Regions from separate parts of the Homo sapiens genome. Here region 1 is linked to region 2. The links are chromatin loops, found by intact Hi-C in ENCODE. Cell type or tissue: PC-9. All regions are shown on one strand.

Region 1 (2,500 bases), 79 kb after region 2:
GGATTGCCACCTTCTGAACATAGAGAAGGACAATATTTTCCAGCCCCCTCGTGAGTGGGACACTGTGGCTGATACAGGTCAATATGCTCTGAGTGGAAATAATAGAAGTGATGTGTGTCACTTCTGAACTGGGGCATTTAATCATTAACAGGAGACTCTCCAGAGCTGTCTTTCCTTCTGCAAAAAGGCAAGTTCCAGCTCCATCAGCATAGGTCTTGAAGTGAGGATGATTTTGAACCAAGCCTCAGCTGCCCCATGTATGCTATGTGCCTGAGAGTTGGGGATTATCTGATACTGCAGCATAATCTAGCCTATCCTAACTGATAGGATCACAACCTAAAGAGTGCAGAAATATATTTTTATTTCCTCGTAACTAACTTAACTCACAAGCCCCCAATTCCACCAATAGTAGAAAATTCAGTGTTGCCCATTCAACTCACTTTGAGTATAGTTCTCCCCCATTTTTTGAGGAGAGAATACTTAGTCAATTCCAAGTTCCACCCCTTGGAACAAGGCTGGCAGAGTACATCTAAGTTTCAGGTAATGAAGGAGGTAAAAATAGTAGTTAAGGTTTTTTTGGTTGTTTTTGTTTTGAGATGAAGTCTCACTCTGTCACCCGGGCTGGAGAGTGCAATGGCAAGATCTCAGATCACTGCAACCTCCACCTCCCAGGTTCAAGCAATTCTCCCACCTCAGCCTACCGAGTAGCTGGGAATACAGGCATGCGCCACCACGCACGGCTAATTTTTTGTATTTTTAATGGAGATGGGGTTTCACCATGTTGGCCAGGCTGGTCTCGAACTCCTGACCTCAAATGATCCGACCACCTCAGCCTCCCAAATGCTGGGATTACAGGCGTGAGCCACAGTGCCTGGCCAAGAGCAGTTAAGTGCCCCATAACAAAGAGAGGCACTGGAGGTTACCTTTGTCCCAGGGCTGTCTTCTCATCTGCAAGCCATCACAGCTACGTGGCTCTTTCCTCTCTACCTTTGTGGTGGATGTGTCAGAGGCATGTGAACCAGAGTGACTCCATCTTGAATAGGGGCTGGGTAAAATAAGGCTTAGACCTGCCGGGCTGCATTCCTAGGAGGTTAGGCATTCTTAGTCACAGGATGAGATAAGAGGTTAGCACAAGGTACAGGTCACAAAGACGTTGCTGATAGAAGGATGCAGTAGAGAAGGCGGCCAGAAGCTACCAAAACCAAGATGATGATGAAAGTGACCTCTGGTCATCCTCACTGCTCATTATATGCTAGTTATAATGCATTAGCATGCTAAAAGACACTCCCACCAGCACCTTGACAGTTAATAAATGCCATGCCAATGCCCAGAAGTTACCCTATATGGTCTAAAAAGGGATGGAACCCTCAGTTCCAGGAATTGCCCACCCCTTCCCGGAAACCTCATGAAAAATCCACCCCGTTTAGCATATAATCAAGAAATAGCCAACCAGCAGCCCTCAGGGCTGCTCTGCCTATGAATTAGCCATTCTTTTATTCCTTTACTTTCTTAATAAATTTGCTTTCACTTTATGGATTCCCCTCTAATTCTTTCTTGCGCAAGATCCAAGAACCCTCTCTTGGGGCCTGGATAGAGAGACCCCTTTCCAGTAACAGATATCTGCAACACTGCCAAGGCCTCTGAACATGAGGCACGCTACTCTGCTCCCTCCTCATCTTAACCCAAGGCCTCTAAAGTTTCTAGCCCTCTCACAATATTTCTCCCTCCCCCACACCAGATCTCTGGACCTCAAGGCTGCTAGGACACTGTGAGGTAGTCCTCGAGTAACTCACTCAAGCAGCTACAGTGACTATTGTTCTGGCATCATGTGTGCCTCTCTAAGGGCCTGTCTGCCTAGGCTACACCTTGGGGAGCAAGGCATGAGTGCCCTCTTGCCTCAGGCCCCACTCCCATCAAACCTATCAGAGGTTTATTTTTGTTTGTTTGTTTGTTTTGTGCCTTTGTCCCAGGTTTATTGAAAATATTACAGTATTGCAGAAAGATTCAAACAGGTCCCCTAGGCGTTTTGAAAGTCATCCGAACTGTAGGCTGACTGACCTGCAGGTTGGACAGACTGCCAAATGCTGAAGTCCAAAAGCATTTTCTTAGCGTTAGGATGTACTTCAATGATCTCCTGATCCAGGGCTGAGACCTCGGGAACATAATTGTCTCTTTTTTCTCTCTCTTCCTCCTGCAGCTTGATGGAGATACCTCTTACTGGTATCTTACCCCTCTGAATCCACTTCACCAGATGCATGACATAGCCTGCTATCTTGTTGTGGAGCTTCTCGCTGGGGATAATGGCGATCTCCTCGCACACGCGCTTATCCGTGTGGAAGTCATTGCCCAGGCGCGTGTAGTACTTTTCTGTGACGACCTGGGCCGCCTTCTTCACGGTTTGGGTGTGAACGCGGCCCATGTTGGCTGGTCCTTGGTAAAAGAGGCCCTATCAGAGGTTTCTAACACACATTTTCTACACCCCACTGCTGGCATGAAGCCA
Region 2 (2,500 bases):
TTTCCCGAGCCACTTCGGGCAGATGTATCCCAGGTACATGTAGTTCTCGTGTTGATATGGGCTGTGCATCAGGCTCCTTCCCTCAACAGATGGCAGGCTCCCTGGGGCAGCGTCTGAGTCTCAGGCTTCTCTTATATCCACCACTTGCCGGCTTTACCTGCCAGGTGTCTACACTGAGCTGGGTCCTAATAAGGCCTTGTTGATTGAGTGGTATGTGGCACAATCCCTGCTCAGGAAGCAGTCAGAGGTTACTGTCAGCCAGCATCCTAATAGAGCCCAATTAAGTGTTAAAGTGGAAGTGTTAAGGGAGTGAGGTGTGTAGGGGAGGAGCTGAGTTAAAACCAGGAAAAGAGATTTAATGGGAAGGCTTATTGAGGAGGTAGAACCCGAGGGATTCAATTCACGGTGTTGGACTGCATATATAAGGGAATAAAGCAGGATGCAAAACTGTGCATACAACAGTGTCCCAGTCCTACACAATCACAGACAGAGAGAGAGAGAGAATATTTCTAGAAGAAAATACACCAAAATACAGTATTAATAACAGTTACCTGTGGATTCTGAGATCGTGGGGCAATCTGAGATTTCTTCTATGTGTACTTTTATTTCCCAAATGCTCTGCAACAAACATACAGCCCTCTTTTAACAATAAAGCCAACTAGGAGGTGAAAAAGTAGAGACAGTGAGGGCAGCCTATTTTGTCAGGAGCTCACCTAACACTGGAAGATGAGAAAGCTGAGACCAGAGGGGCACAGAGGATCCTGAGCAGATTTCTTTAGCCCCTTTGGGATTGAAGAAGGAGAAATGGAGGTGGGTTTGTAGGTTATAGGGAAGGTGCTGCCAGCAAGGAAGAGTCTGAAAGTGCAGCAGACACCAGATGGAGCAAGACCTTAGCCTGGGAGGGGACCCGAGAGGAGGGGAAGGGCCAGGGCACAGTTGGAAAGCCAGCTTTGCTCACGGCAAGTGTCACCTGTTCCCCAAATGCAGATGGAGATACATTGGTGGACACGTGCAGGGCGTGAGCTCTAGCCAACAGATATACGTTTTATGCTCCTCTCCCAGTGAACTTTGTGACGGCCCTAATGGGAAGCGTCTGTCTGTCGCCATGTTCTGCCCATGCCTGGTGTTTATGGCATCCCTGACTCACCAGGGCAGAAAATGAGGAAGCAGTCCAAAGGTCACTGGGTAGGAGAGGAGAGGGAAACACCTCAGGAAGGAGGCGGGTTCCAAGCTTGACGGTTGGTGCCCCAGGCAGAAAGGGGACAGGGTGATCTGGGAACAGAGACAAGCCCCACAGAGCAGGCAGAGAGAAGACGATGGAGGGCAAAACCTGAGTGCTGCCAACCCGGGGTGGCTTGAGGGGCAACTGAACTTCCCCCCAAGTCCACTATGTCCTCCACCAGCTCTTGCAATACTGAAACTTCCACCATTGACAGAAGGCACAGAAGCTCCTGCTAAAATGCAGGTGATGTCTGAGAGGCAGGGAAGACACACTAAGTGACTTTCTCTAAGTCACTTTAACCTGTGGAGTAATCCATCTCCCTAACTAGCTAGTGCCCCTTATCTATCAAACCCAGGAAAGGAATGTGAGACAGGAACATTTTGAGAGAAGCAAGTGAGATTAGGAACACAGAGGTTGGAGACAAGCAGGGGCAGCCTGGAGGAGGAAGAAAAGCAGGAAAGGCAGGATAGGAAATGGTGAAGCCAGTCAGCCTGCTGCTAGGGGAGGTTCAGAAGGGTCGGCACCCATTCACTAACACCTATCCAGCAAACGGCTGCTGGGTGCCTGTGTCCTGGGCACTATGCCAGACTCTGGGGATACAACGTGGGGCAGGGACAGATGCAGTTGCTGCTCTCACGGCGTTCACTGTTCCAGGGAAGTCAGATGGTAATAAATAAATAATCATAGAAATAAATGTAAAACCACCATAGTAACGAGTGTCATGCATATGATGGGAGGATATAACAGAGAGGGTGCCCTGAGGAAGGGCCTTTTGAGCTGAGATTGAAATATAAGCAGGAGTGAACCTTGAGAAAATAGGAGAAGAGATGTGAGGGAAGGGCATCATGCAGAGGTCAGGGGGTGGCAGAAGGCGAGGCATGTTCCAGAAACTAACACAAACCAGTGTGTAGCTATGGCACCAGGGAGGTTTCTTGGGGGTGTATGATTCCCCATATGATATCCTTTAGCCTCCCACTGTCAATCCAAATAAACTTGTCCAAATACAGGACAAGTAAAAACAGCATCCTTGTCTCATCCAAGTAGTTGAGGACAAATCCTGCTATCCACCCTTTCAGCCAGATTGCCTGCCCCCACCAAGATCCTCTTACAAGCAACTCAAATCACACCATACATGGCCAGTGCAGCCAGAAATGTGGGCTGGGCCTGGCGCTTATCGGCCATGACAACGATTTGAGTCTTTATCCTAATAGTCATGGGAAGTTATGGAAGGGCTTTAAGCAGAGGTGGTGACATGGTCATGATTTTATTTTACAAGAT

Evidence for each region. A loop is a pair of places that touch in the nucleus more often than their neighbours do. Peaks named below come from ENCODE experiments on the same cell type or tissue, not always from the same donor. Only the 100,000 strongest peaks of a DNase experiment are listed, where the experiment ranks them.
Region 1: it touches region 2 in a loop (4-fold over the local background); 1 of 110 quality-filtered maps calls a loop at or near these places.

The regions. Positions count from the first base shown.
Region 1 is chr1:167,160,419-167,162,918 of GRCh38, forward strand. It overlaps the pseudogene RPS17P6. Among named protein-coding and RNA genes, the nearest start is that of LINC01363, 34 kb to the right of the region's middle. In PC-9, no CTCF peak of the experiment used is centred here; a DNase peak (open chromatin) is centred at 1,043; H3K27ac peaks cover 2,287 bases.
Region 2 is chr1:167,081,694-167,084,193 of GRCh38, forward strand. All of the region lies in intron 1 of GPA33 (glycoprotein A33), which reads right to left. Among named protein-coding and RNA genes, the nearest start is that of GPA33, 7.4 kb to the right of the region's middle. In PC-9, no CTCF peak of the experiment used is centred here; a DNase peak (open chromatin) is centred at 1,158; H3K4me3 peaks cover 1,203 bases; H3K27ac peaks cover 2,033 bases.